Linked DNA regions of Homo sapiens: all the other regions are linked to region 2. Evidence: chromatin loops called from intact Hi-C (ENCODE). Cell type or tissue: mammary epithelial cell. All regions are shown on one strand. Each heading gives the region's core, and the rest is flanking DNA. Links, peaks and the distances in the headings are about the cores only.

Region 1 (3,279 bases), core at 244-2,743, 140 kb before region 2:
AGTTCTTATTACCCCCTTGATACTTTCCCCAAGTCATTATGTGGTTATGAAACTTGCTGGTTGAAAACCCTAGATTCCATAGAAACTCCCTGAACTTCAATTTTGTGTGTGATTTGCCTTTTCTCCATCACAGGTGCAGTAGTTCACATTCCAGGACCACTGAACGAATTGCAAGCAGGGTGACCTTCTCCCAGCAAGTGGAGTCAATCAGTTAATGCTAATCTCCTCCAGGGCTCTGTGATGTTCCTTTATCTGAAACACTCTTAGCTGATTTCAAAATGGACTGATAGGAAAAAGTGAAAACTTGGTCAAATATCAGTAATGAGACATTTGTCTTGCTCCTAAGGGTAGGCCATCACTGTCTTGTGACTCCAAAAGTGGTTCTGCACACTGAATTTCAATTTCTCCTCAATCTGTTTTTGTTATTTAATTCTATTATCTAAATTAGTTTCTAAGCACTGAGATTGGTATTACCCAACTCTGTTTCCTCAAAAGGATCATATTTTATGTCAATATTAAAATACATGGTAAATCAAACTGCCATCCGGAAATGTTTAGTATACCTCAAGTTTCTCGGGAATATTAAGAAAGTTTTATCTTCTGAGTTTGAAACTTATATCAACTTTAATGAAATACAAGACTTTTTATCCTCAAAACTGTAGGTCACAGAATATAATTCCAGCTAATTGCTCAAATGGGGCAAGGGCTGTGGTTGTTTTGCTCATCTCTTTATACCAAGTGCCTAGCATTTGCCAGGCACACAGCAGATGCTTAATTAAATTGTGAAAAAATCAAGTTCTTTAATGTTTTGAAAGGTCAGATTATACAAATTACCAGGTATTACCTAGTATAAGCAGGTCAACTTATTCTCCCCGAGTCTAGGTAGGAAGCTCCAGCAACCTCGTTGTGTAACAATCAAGCAAACAGCATTTTTGCTGCTGAAAGGACCTTTGGTTACCAAAATATAATAGGTATTCCTAGGTGAAGGCAATGGGAAGCCTCAATAATATTCCCTCCTCCATTTAAGGTACCATATATAAATCATTAGAAAAACAAGCTAATAATGAAATTAAAAATAAATAAATAGTTCCATGGTATACTCTGAAGATCATCTATTCAGCCCAACTACTTTCACAGAAACTTCTATAATTCTGAGAAATAACTGGTCATTACATGTTATTCATAACAGCCTATTTTCTTTTTGAATTACTCACTTCAAATGACTCTCAAATTGTTCACTACTTTGGGACTCAGGGATTGGACAACAAAACAGATGGAATTTTGAAATGCTGTTTTAAACCACCAAAGGCAATTGTTCTAATAAACCCATGTTTATTACAACAATCACAGGCAGCTTCATGTTAGAAACATAGGCTTATTTCCTCCTTCTCTCCCTCCAACCATCTATTCCTAGAAACACTTCCTCAACTTTTATTGAATGGCTACAATGTGTCTGTAGGCACTGTGCCCACAAATGACTCCATCCCGGTTCCCTTTCACTTCTCTTCTGAAGATGCCAAGCAGCTTGCGTTCTAGGAGCTTCCACTGGAATGTGAAACACATTTTAAAATACACACAGGAACTGAGTCACCCATGATAACTTTGTTTCAATGGGAAGATATATTCATAATTTAATACGTTAATAACTTAATCATTTAGAATGAAATCCACTAATAACCTTGGGGCTGTCCAGTCAGATGGTGAACATCAATCAAAAGCAAATTTATTACCAAATTAACAAAACAGTTCATTTTAATACGAAAAATCAGTTTTGTTTACAGGAAGACAATGTGCCTTCATCATAATATTACATGAAAATATGTTGTAGATCACTATAAAATTCTACATACTCCTGAAATTAATTTTTTTCATTCAGATGCAAATGGAGGCAAAAATATCTTTGTTGGACATTGACAGCTGTGCAATATCTTTGAAAACTCTCCTTATTTTGCTGTTTCCCATATTAGGAGTCAGAAAATTACCTGCTCATAATCCCCTCCAGCCAGAGGGCAGGCCAGTGAGTGAAGTTCACAAGAAGCCACATGTGGAGATAGGGTGATCCTGAGCATTTGTGGTGGATACAGTGGTGGCAGTAGGCACTGCTCCTTGAAACCCAGATTCAGATTCTGGCTCCCTGGCCTTCCTAGAGACTCCATGAGTTGATATCCAATAGCTCCTAAAAAGTTGCTTTTCTGCTTACATAAGCCAGAGAAGATTCTATTGTTTGCAACCAAAAATCCTGACTGATGTTATCCTAAAACTAACAAAGACAAAGTAGCCCTCTGAAAAGGGCCCAAGACTCATAACTGTAGACTATTTCCAACTGCATACTGGATATGTAACACAGCTCAGATTCAACGTATTGAAATTATTTCCCTCTAAACTGACTCCTGTTTAGTGATTCCCACCTTCAGTCACTCAAACTGAAGAGCAGGGAGTAATTTTACTATTTGTTCTTCCCACTAGTGTGTAACCTCCATGAGGGTATGGCAGGTGGCCTTGTTTACAGACAATGGCCAGAGCCTAAGGCAGTATCTGACACATGGCTATCACTCATTTTGAATTCATCTCTACTACCACTGACACTGTTCTGGCCTTTATCCTCTTATCCTCTTTTGGCTGGGTCATTCTTTCAGTCTCTCTCCTAACTGGTCTTCCTGGCTTTCATTTCTCATCCTGCCAGGCTCTCTTCCACGCTGCTACTACTGCGATTTTTTTCAAACACTCACCTCTGATGTCATTCTTCTGCTGCTAATGCACAACAGATCCATACAGGATAAAATGCAAACATCTCAGATGGCACAGAAGGCCCTGCACCACCTGGCTCCTCCTAGTGTGCCCTTTCCCACACAAACCTACATCTGAAGCATTTCTAACTGCTTGCAGTTGCCTCACACACCATACTGTTTCACACTTCCACTGCTATTTTTAGGGTAGAACATGCAGGAATAGAGTCTGGAAATTCTTTCAGAATTACTCAAATTCTAGAATGGCACATGCAGGTACCATATAACTTGTTTATATACCCATGAAACAGAATGCTCTAAAGTTTACCTTCACTTTGTATCACGTTCTATAATAACAGGAATATTTTTATTTTTTTTGAGTTGGAGTCTTGCTCTCGCCCAGGCTGGAGTGCAGTGGCGCGATCTCGCCTCACTGCAAGCTCCGCCTCCCAGGTTCACACCATTCTCCTCCCTCAGCCTCCCAAGTAGCTGGGACTACAGGTGCCCGCTACCATGCCCGGCTAATTTTTTGTATTTTTTTAGTAGAGACGGG
Region 2 (3,279 bases), core at 377-2,876:
TATCATCCAAACATTAAATGGTTTGTCAAGGTAATAAGGTTTAATGGCAGATCTCCTAATTTCTGATTTGGGATGCTTTTTACTTCCCTCATGCTTGCAATTCAGACACAGCTTGCAATGGGCCAAAACTTCAGATACCACCTAGCCAGTGTTTCAAAAGTCTATTTGTAAACTGATTGTGGGTTTCTATGAAAAACTGCATTCCAAGTTTCGGGCCAGGCCCCAAAAGCCTGCATAGTACCCTGATAGCCTCACTTCAAATACATATTTTACCTAACCTTCATATACAGTATCATTTTTGTGTCAAACCCCATACCTGTTTTAAATTCAACCTGGAATACAGGACACCAATGTCTACATTTTATGTACATGGTCTCAGGCCATAAGGAGCTTCCTCTGCCTTGCCAAGCTCACAGATGTGGTGATGGCATAGTGTGTGTGTGTTGTGGCAGGGTGGTGGGGGCAGTGTAGGGGCACAGATGAAGGAAGAGCAGTACTAACACCATTAAATATTTGCAACTCACCCAATTTATATTTAGTGGAGAGGAAACTATAGAAGTCAAACATGCCTCAGATGTCAAAGAAAGGTGCTTCCCCTGGCCCCCTCCCTCCCTACCCTATATTGTGAGTTCTGGATTTTGTGAAGACTGTATTATTCTATATCTAGCTACCTGGATTGGCACCCACCCAGTCACCAGGCATTATTCCATTCAGGAAAAATGCTTTGCAATCACATGACTTACAATAACTCAGACACTTCCACATTTTAATTTATATATTTGGTAGTAATAAAATCTCACAATACAATCCCTAACAACATTTTATCAGCTGCAATGAATCATTATATATGAGTCATAATAAACTATAATGTTATCAAGACTATGAATAATAAAATGATCAGTGATATAGCCAACATTTATTGGTATATCAAACAAATCTGAATTATGAAAAGGAAAAACAACAGGTCAATGATGAAGAAAATGTCTGCAACATTCCTAAGTTTAATTGAAGATCACCATCATGTAACATCCCCAATTTAGTAATGGTAACATAGCACACTAAATTAAGATAATTCCACTGAATTATTAAAGTGACAAGGTAAGAAATATTTGAATGTTATGCAACTTCTGAACTGAAACCAGCAAGTACATGAATTACTGTTCTTGGCAACTTAGAGCCTGATTACCTTACCTTGAAATAACCCTGTTATTTCTTATCACTGAGCATCGAACTGACCTGCTGACTGCTATCATCACTTCCATTGATGTAAGAATGAAAGCTTACATCCACGTATCTTAAAAGTTTTCCTTCTTTTCTCTATTTGCAGCTGTCTGTAGTGTTGTCTGGCTGTGAAATAGTTATTTAATTCTCCAAACATACCTAGTCCTCTGGTGTTATGTTTCAGATTCTTCTTCCCCCTTCAGTGCAGGAAGGGCACTACAGAATCATTTCACACATTGAAGGAGTAACTATCTCCCTGTACACTTGAAGGCGTGAAGGCAAACTTCCCAAACTGACATACAATACCATAGGCATTTATGCCCTAAAATAACCCTATAGTAACCTCTATTTTACCTTCCATTTAAGAATGAAGATATGATGTCCATTTTAGAATTAAGCAAGGTAGGGAATTACTGCTCAATTGAAACAGAAAGAAAAACACATTAGATTACAGAGCATTCTCAAAATACCTTAATATTTCAAAAGAGTCAGGTAAGAGACTAGACTTACCTGATGGTTGGCATCATCCAGGGTATGAATATTATTTAAATTGATCCCTGGGTAACAGCATGGAAATTACTAAGGTCAAAAATTGCCAATAATTGCATTTTCAAAAATTAAAGCGAGTTTCAAATTTTTACATTAAATTTACTTTGCCTATTTACAAGAAAAGGAAGAAAACTGCGATTCTAATTTAAACCTAATCCAAATACTCAAGGTCATAGAAATGCTAAAATTTTTATTAAACTGAATTTGGTAGTAGTTTCTTTAAATTCATATCATGTCAGAACTAGTCACAAAATTAGATTTGATTTATTCAGCTTATAAATGCATTACTGCTGCAATAATGTATATAATTTTACTTTCTGGCTGAATACTAGCTGCCCCTAGTTTCTTCTTCCCTTGTTTTCCATCAATACTCTGCTCCCTTATCTCCCTCCAAAAACAATACAGGTAAAAATTAAAATAATTGGATATTTAGCTTTCCCAACTTAGACTCTTCAGTATAATACATAAGACACCAGATGCAGCACCCTCTCCTTACATAATAGTAGGGGGTGGGGAGGGAATGCACTTTGGTCAAAATACAATTTCGGTTATTTTCAATTGTGTAGGATCACTAGTTGAAAAACTTCCACTCTTTGAATATCTGTAACAAATAGAAAGCATTTCTAACTGAAAGGTTACCTTTACCTGAAGCAGGCAAAACTATCTGCACAGCCAATCGTGTGTGTGTGTGTCGTGTGTGTGTGTGTGTGTGTGTGATCCATACATCTGAACAGGGTTTTCAATTTCTAATGCGGCAGGGAAACTAAATTTGCTTTTACTTCCCAATCTTGACATCAAGTCAAAAAAGCACGGGTTAAGCATGGGTTAAACACTGCTGTAATATGATACTGTTACATAATAAAAGTTTCCTGTTGGCATTTACAAACACCTCCCAATATCCTCCACAGTGTTACTGGACACAAATTAAACCTCTAAATTAGAAGATTCACTGATTATGCACATAGCTGAAAAACAACGTAGCAACCAAAACATAAACGTTTCTGAGTGCAAAATATTTTTTTCTATTTTTTTTCCTTTCTGTTGAGTCCTTAACTAAAGGCTCCTATTTAATAGTTTTCAATGTCCATGATCTACACAAAGTAGGTGTTGGAAGAAAGCTGATTGGTCAGACAACTGACTTATTATTTTACTGAATCTGACATAAAATAACCAGGTGCAAAGAGGTTTATCATAAATGCAACCTGCAAAGCAAATTGTGTCAAATAAAAACACACATATGATGCTTTTCAACACCCAGAAACACTTATTTCAGACATTAGTTGTTCTCGTTTTCATGTTGCCATTTTCCATAACTGTTTCACAGGCACCAAAACGAAGATACTCCTACAGCAATATACTGCATTCAAGAAGAGAAGCATTCTTCTAGTTTCTCTTTAAAAATAAAAAGAATCTAAGCTCAATTCTAGCGAACCATTTTCTGTCAAAATTTTGCTCTCCCGTATTAAGGAAAACAAAATTTGACCAAAAATGCATACTAGCCATCATTGA
Region 3 (3,279 bases), core at 353-2,852, 79 kb before region 2:
TTTCTCTCCAGAAGTGATTCTAAAAAGAAAAACGATCATGCAAAGCAGAGAATTCAATGCTGAATAATCCTCTCATCCATTTAATCTCATCAACTCAGCAGTCACTCATTTCAAATTTAACAGCATAAAGTTTGCATATACAGGGGGAAATTATTCCATATATTCATAATTTAACTCTGAAAAGAATTGTAAACTGGATTATTCAACTGAAAAGGAAATTATAATTTTAAAGGTATAAAGTCATGGTTGGCTTTAAGTGTTAACAAAGAAAAATATTCTATCATTTTCAAATGTAAACGAAACAATGCTAATTCAATGGTAAAAATTAAACAAAAATATTCTATTACTTTCAAATGTAAATAAAAGCTAATGGTAATTCAGTGGTAAAAATTAAACCTAAAAATGCCTAAGTTAACAAACTTACATAAAACTGACATAATACATACTGATAGCCTGTTTAAACTAAAAGGGGGCAAAAGTACACACATTCTTGTCTCTTATGCATCAATTAATGAATATTCATAATGTGTCAATTACTCTATATTGAAGTATAAATACGGTTTGTGCCTCTGCATTCTTCTGAGAGTAGAAACTATATGAAATAGGTCAACTTTATATGTCTACTTATCCCCCTCAACCCATTCCTTGACAAAGTGCTTTGCTCAGAGTAGTCTTTAAATAAACATTTTTTAATTAATTAAAAGCAAGCTTAATCTAAGTATGGAGGCACTGTAAACATGTTTACATTTTTAGTTCATTAACTAATAAATATTTTGGGCACCTACTATGTTTTCCATGTTTGAATGTGTGATCCAGTTATGTGTGAACAGCCACATGGAGTCTGTTCAAGTTCATAGAACAGTCTTTCAAACAAACCCCTCAGTGTCAATACAACCTAAAATGATGCTTCCGATGAAATCAAAGAGAACAAATACTAAGTTATTCTGAATATATAGTTGAGGACATATAAGACTGGAAGCTTTGCTAGCAGTTCCATCTGATCATTCATCAGACTATCGGAAAATGTAGGCAGGTAGCCAAATGCATATGCTTGTTGTTAGCTACCTCTTGGCAGTCTAATTTTTTGATGTTGAGAAGGACAACTTCTTTGAGGAGTGGGCAGTACTCAAATACTGAATAAACCTGTTGGCCATACTCTGTAGTATTCTTTAATCACAGGGACGCTTGAGGTGGAGGACACCCTGCATCGTTAACAAAATGAAGGGAAATGTTAAATTCTGACCATGGTACATGCAACTTAAGAGGACTGATCTCCTGAGAGCCATTTTAGAGTTCAGAATTCTTGAATACAAGCCAAACAGTGTCACAAGGCTCTGCCATTTGTCCTCATTTTGAACCTCATTTTTATAATATTATGGAGATAAAGCTGTAAAATTTGATGATCCCTCAAAAACCACTGAGATCCAATCTTATCTTGGGTTAGATGCTGCAGTTCAGGCACTGAAAACTTCACTGTGGGTTACACGGTAACAATAACTGCCAGGATAATTCAGTTACCAATTGGAAAAATAACTAAGTTGCCAATTGGAAAAATCAGAAGTTTCAGGCATTGTACTTACAGCACAAGACTTCTAGTTAAGTGACAAACTATGCTTGTTTACAGCTGAAATAAAAATTCTCTCTTCTGCATGTGGCTGAGGTGTGTCAGAGAGGACTATTTCATTGAAAATAAGCATAGGGGCCAAACAAAAGGAAGTTACAAAGGCAGGTGTGTAACAGCTGAGTTGTTTCAGTTCCAGAGGAATAAAGTAAATAATTGTACTGGAATTTGTTCACTTCTGGGCATTTTGCCATACAGGAAGGGTGTGTAATTACTGAAGCTAAGATATCTATGTAAAAATGAAGTAACATCAATAGGACACAGTTGGGCTTCAGATTTTCTTATTTTATCTTCAAAAAATTAAGGATCTCTGGCTCTCATTTCACTCTTTGATATTTAAATATCACTTAAGTTAATAAGGACATACTGAAGATAGAATGGTTATTTTCACAAAAGCCAGAAAATATATTGAAAGTGGTATTCTCTTTAAGAGCCACACAGATGAGGAACATTGCAATTTTCACTCATCAAAGATAACAAAAGAAGCATACACTATCTAACTTGAGACCTCACCAGAGTAAAAAGAGTGCATATAAAATTAGCATATTTTACCAAATCTATTCTTTGCTTACCAGTTCATGCTATCTGGATTGGCCTCAACCTTAAATCTAGATTCTAAGCTTCTGAAATCATTAACCAAAAATATAAGAATGCGGTTTGTGGGCCAGGTGTGGTGGCTCACACCTGTAATCCCAGCACTTTGGGAGGCCAAGGTGGGCAGATCACCTGAGGTCAGGAGTTTGAGACCAGTCTGGCCAACATGGAGAAACCTCGTCTCTACTAAAAATACAAAAATTAACTGGGTGTAGTGGCAGACACCTGTAATCTCAGCTACTCTTGGGAGGCTGAGGCAGAAGAGTTGCTTGAACCCAGAAGGCGGAGGTTGCAGTGAGCCAAGATCGCACCACTGCACTCCAGCCTGGATGACAGAGCGAGAGTCTGTCTCAAAAAAAAAAAAAAAAAAAAAAAGTGGTTAGAGAGCCTGAAAAGTATGACCAAGTTCAAATAGAGATCTCAATTATTCAAGCAACTTTATGACAGAAGATGAACAACTCTAATGAATATTACATGTGCAATTCTACAAAACCAGAAATCAACTTGCAAAGATACTTGTGAAAGATACTTGCAAATCCTAGCCATGATTGGCCATATTGTTCTCTTTTAAAGAGTGTTTCTAAAACCAAGAGATCATATTGGAATCATTATAAAACTACAATGTATTCTACCACTTGATAATAATACCCTGCACATGATGCTTGGCTCACTGTTTCCTTGTGCCTGTGAGTGAGCATTCTGACCCATCTAAGTAAGTTGCAGAGGGCAGCAGCAAGGCTCTGGATAAGCAGCGAATGTCTTATCAAATTCCAATTTCTCTGCATCCAAGGGTGTGCTGTGCATTTCAATGACAAATCAATCAGTTTAATCTAAGGTTTCCACAGGAAGAGGCAGGATCCTTTGAGGGCACCACATTTTTCTTTCTTTTTTTGGAGACAGGTTCTTGCTCTGTCACCCAGGCTGGAGTGCAGTGGCATGATCACGGCTTACTGCAGCCTTGACCTCCCAGACTCAAGTGATTCTCCTGAGTAGCTGGGACCACAGGCGCACACCATCACACCTGGCCAATTTTTTGTATTTTTTGTAGAGACAGGGTTTTTGTC
Region 4 (3,279 bases), core at 568-3,067, 160 kb before region 2:
TTTCAAGAATAAAATCTTAAAAGCAAATCCAGTACTTAAAAGATAACACAACAGACCCTCACTTTCATGGAGAGATGTCTGTTCTGGTGAATAGAGGGTTCCTTGTTCTGGCTCTGTCCTGATGAGATAGTTGTTGGGCTGGACAGCGTCAGAAACTCTAGGTTTGCTTACACCAGTATTTGGCACGTCTGTAACAAGAAAAGTTTAATCAGCTAAATATAATAACATTACATAAAAACTTGCTAAAAAAGGTTCAGATGTTTGTCAACAGCATCTTAGAATCTATATGCTAATACAAGGCTATTATTTTCAGCTTACACAGCACATCTGACTCTTAACTATATGAATGTGTTCCATATACTTATACTTCATTAATATATTTTGCTGAATTTCATGAATGTTGTTTGTTGTGATTGTAAGTCTCAATATTAAATCAAAATCTGAAAACTGATCCTGTTCCTCTTGGAAAACTGACCTCTCAGACACCTTCCTCCAAGGGATTAAAAGACTGAGAATGGAGACCAAGTATTTCAAGAAGGGTCCTCCATCTTCCAAACAATTAAAAATGAAAACTTACACAACGTTCATATTATTGAGCTTGGTGATGAAGCCTCTGAAGGTAGAGCACATTTTATGTTATATTTCATGTCACTTACAGTCAAAGGAACTCTATACAAAGTTTTAGAATTGCAAGCAATGAAAATTTTCTTGTTCACCTGCTTATTTTATTCCTTTAGCCTTTTTTAAAGGAATATAGGCAAGTCTAACCTAACCATTGTTTCTTCCAGCCAAACTCATCTCTTCCATTATCTGCTTTAATTTAACAGTACCATTTGCCATCCTGAACTTGAAAAAAACAAACCCCATTCAAACTTCTGTTTTTTATGCCGTAAACTTAGGTGGTGTAGATCATGCTTCCTTTTCCCAATTCGATTCCCGTATGTCCTTCTTTCTCTAATATCTTCAAAATGTATTTTCCCATTTTCTGATGGACTTCAATACAAGCCATTCCTTCCTTGCATTTAACCCTTATATTATTAACAAACTTTCTTTCAGAAATGCTACTTCACTCTCACTTCAAAGATAATTAAGTTCTTATCACATTCTGAGTTTAACATACAATCCTAAGGATTTAAATGTCTACCTCCTTTCCTCCCTCCCTGTCTCCCTCTGGGCCCTATTACATGCCAGGCCCTATGCAGTTATGAGAGAAGGTAAGGGGTGTGTGTGTGCGTGTGTGTGTGTGTCTGGGGGAATGGAGCTTAGGAAAATCTTCCTAAAGGAAGTAACATCTAAGTAGCATCCATTTACCACAGGAGGCCAGCCTTCTCTTTCTGTATAGCGCTTATCACCATTTCTCCCCACTAGAATATAAGCTCCACGAGGACAGACAGACTTTTATCTGGTTTGTTATATCCTCAGTGTCTAGGATGGTGCAGAGTACTCAGTAGGTGCTCAGTAAATATTTGTTGAACAAGCAAATTCCCAGTAACAACAGCAGCTTCCTTTTACTGAGTGCTGACTCATGCCTGGCATTGCATTGTGGCTTTACCTTACTGTGTTCAATGAAGTTTGGCTATGTAAAGCAAACTTCTTAGGGACTGCTGATTAAGCTGCTTTAGAAGGTGAATACAAGGTTTAAGGGAGAAGTGGGAAATCCCACTGCATTCTAAACCTTTAACTTGATGTCAGATTCAATTCAAGGTTTTGTTTCCTAGCCTCTGGAAAGATTAGCTGACATTCTTAGTATAGGTTTTTACCGACCTGTCTCCTGTTATATTATTTGACAGAATGCTTCTGTATGGTAGAATTCTGTGACAGTTCTGATTGCTTCAGTTTGGAATTTCAACAAAGATTAAAGATTGTATATGGTTTCCCTGGTACACGTTGAAACATGAGCTGAGTCACTGTCAGGCTGACAATACCAGAAAGTGCTCTGCTTTACTTGTACATCTTCTATCATGAGTTTTCCAGAGTTCTAAACATTCTTATACAGTAATTCTCAAAGGAGTTTTGCTAAGGACTAAGTAAAATACCAAGGAATTGGAATAGCTGGGAATAGCTGCACAGGTGCTGGCCTGAAATCAGAGCTATGCAGCAGTCAACCTTTGTTCCATCAGGGACGGAAACCCTGGGAAAGCAAATACGAACTAGCAAGAAACTACAGATAAAAAGTACCACTGTGGTAGCCTCAAGGCTTCACATACATGGAAAAATGTTCTGTCTTGGAAAAGAAAAAGATGTTCAGATAGTTCTCAGCTTTACTTAAATATAAGGTAAAATCTAGGACACCAATATATTAAAGCTTTTGGCTTAGAAACACTAGGTGGCATGTAGTGTCAGGGTCTCAACATTTTTCACCATGGAAACCAAAACCATTAGAATTTTATGTAAGCTGCCCACCCACTTTTTAAAAAAAGCTATTCAGAGCTTAAAAAAAAAACAGAAAAAGAGAAACATACCCTAAAAATTGTAGCTCAGAAATTGTGTCTTTTCACTCAATGAAACATATTCTCAGAAACCATGTAACAATCTTGCTCATTTAAACTCTTCCTTATGAGAAGCTATTTAAAATAAATAACCTTAGAGAAAGCACAAATCATGAGATATGTGATTCCATACTGGTTGCCCTAATAAAACTTCACGAAATTAGTATCTCAAACAATACAAAATTATTCCAAAAGTAATATGACAGCCATATTCCTTTTAAATATTATGACCTGTGTTTCATATATTTTTTAATGCAACGCCCTAGAAAACAGAATCTAGAAAAGGACACTGAGATGCTAACTAGAACACTAAAATACAAAATTCTCAGGTACCCAGGATCTAATTTGAAAATCTAAGTAACTGGGTTTAAAGGATAGGACTTAGGTTTTGTGACCTATCTTTAAGTAAATATAAAACTAAGAGTTAATAAAAGATTTATTTAATATGAACTTTAGTATAAAGCAATCAACTTCTATTCTATAAATAAGGTCTTCAGTTATTTTTTCTTTTTTTTGAGACGGAGTCTCTACAGGCTGGAATGCAGTGGCATGATCTTGGCTCACTGCAATCTCTGCCTCCTGGGCTCAAGTGATTCTCGTGCCTCAGCCTCCTGAGTAGCTGGGATTACAGATGTGTTCCACCATGCCTGGCTAATTTCTGTATTTTTAGTAAAGATGGGGTTTCACCACGTTGGCCAGGCTGGCCTCAAACTCCTGACCCTAAGTGATCTGCCCATCTTGGCCTCCCAAAGTGCTGGGATTACAGGCGTGAGCCATTGTGCTCGGCCAT

The links. Peaks named below come from ENCODE experiments on the same cell type or tissue, not always from the same donor. Only the 100,000 strongest peaks of a DNase experiment are listed, where the experiment ranks them.
Region 1: it touches region 2 in a loop (3-fold over the local background); 16 of 110 quality-filtered maps call a loop at or near these places.
Region 3: it touches region 2 in a loop (2.4-fold over the local background); 14 of 110 quality-filtered maps call a loop at or near these places.
Region 4: it touches region 2 in a loop (6-fold over the local background); 18 of 110 quality-filtered maps call a loop at or near these places.

The regions. Positions count from the first base shown.
Region 1 is chr2:158,598,592-158,601,870 of GRCh38, reverse strand. All of the region lies in intron 3 of PKP4 (plakophilin 4), which reads right to left. Among named protein-coding and RNA genes, the nearest start is that of PKP4-AS1, 130 kb to the left of the region's middle. In mammary epithelial cell, for the core only: no CTCF peak of the experiment used is centred there; a DNase peak (open chromatin) is centred at 1,390; H3K27ac peaks cover 2,301 bases.
Region 2 is chr2:158,458,997-158,462,275 of GRCh38, reverse strand. The region is part of intron 1 of PKP4 (plakophilin 4); the gene reads right to left. Among named protein-coding and RNA genes, the nearest start is that of PKP4, 3.7 kb to the right of the region's middle. In mammary epithelial cell, for the core only: a CTCF peak has its summit at 1,419; no DNase peak of the experiment used is centred there; H3K4me3 peaks cover 285 bases.
Region 3 is chr2:158,537,846-158,541,124 of GRCh38, reverse strand. The region is part of intron 2 of PKP4 (plakophilin 4); the gene reads right to left. Among named protein-coding and RNA genes, the nearest start is that of PKP4, 83 kb to the right of the region's middle. In mammary epithelial cell, for the core only: no CTCF peak of the experiment used is centred there; a DNase peak (open chromatin) is centred at 1,794; H3K27ac peaks cover 432 bases.
Region 4 is chr2:158,617,899-158,621,177 of GRCh38, reverse strand. PKP4 (plakophilin 4) reads right to left here. Exons shown (of 22, transcript NM_003628.6): 5 at 57-188. Among named protein-coding and RNA genes, the nearest start is that of PKP4-AS1, 120 kb to the left of the region's middle. RefSeq lists an enhancer at 1,327-1,621. In mammary epithelial cell, for the core only: no CTCF peak of the experiment used is centred there; DNase peaks (open chromatin) are centred at 1,547 and 1,877; H3K27ac peaks cover 1,120 bases.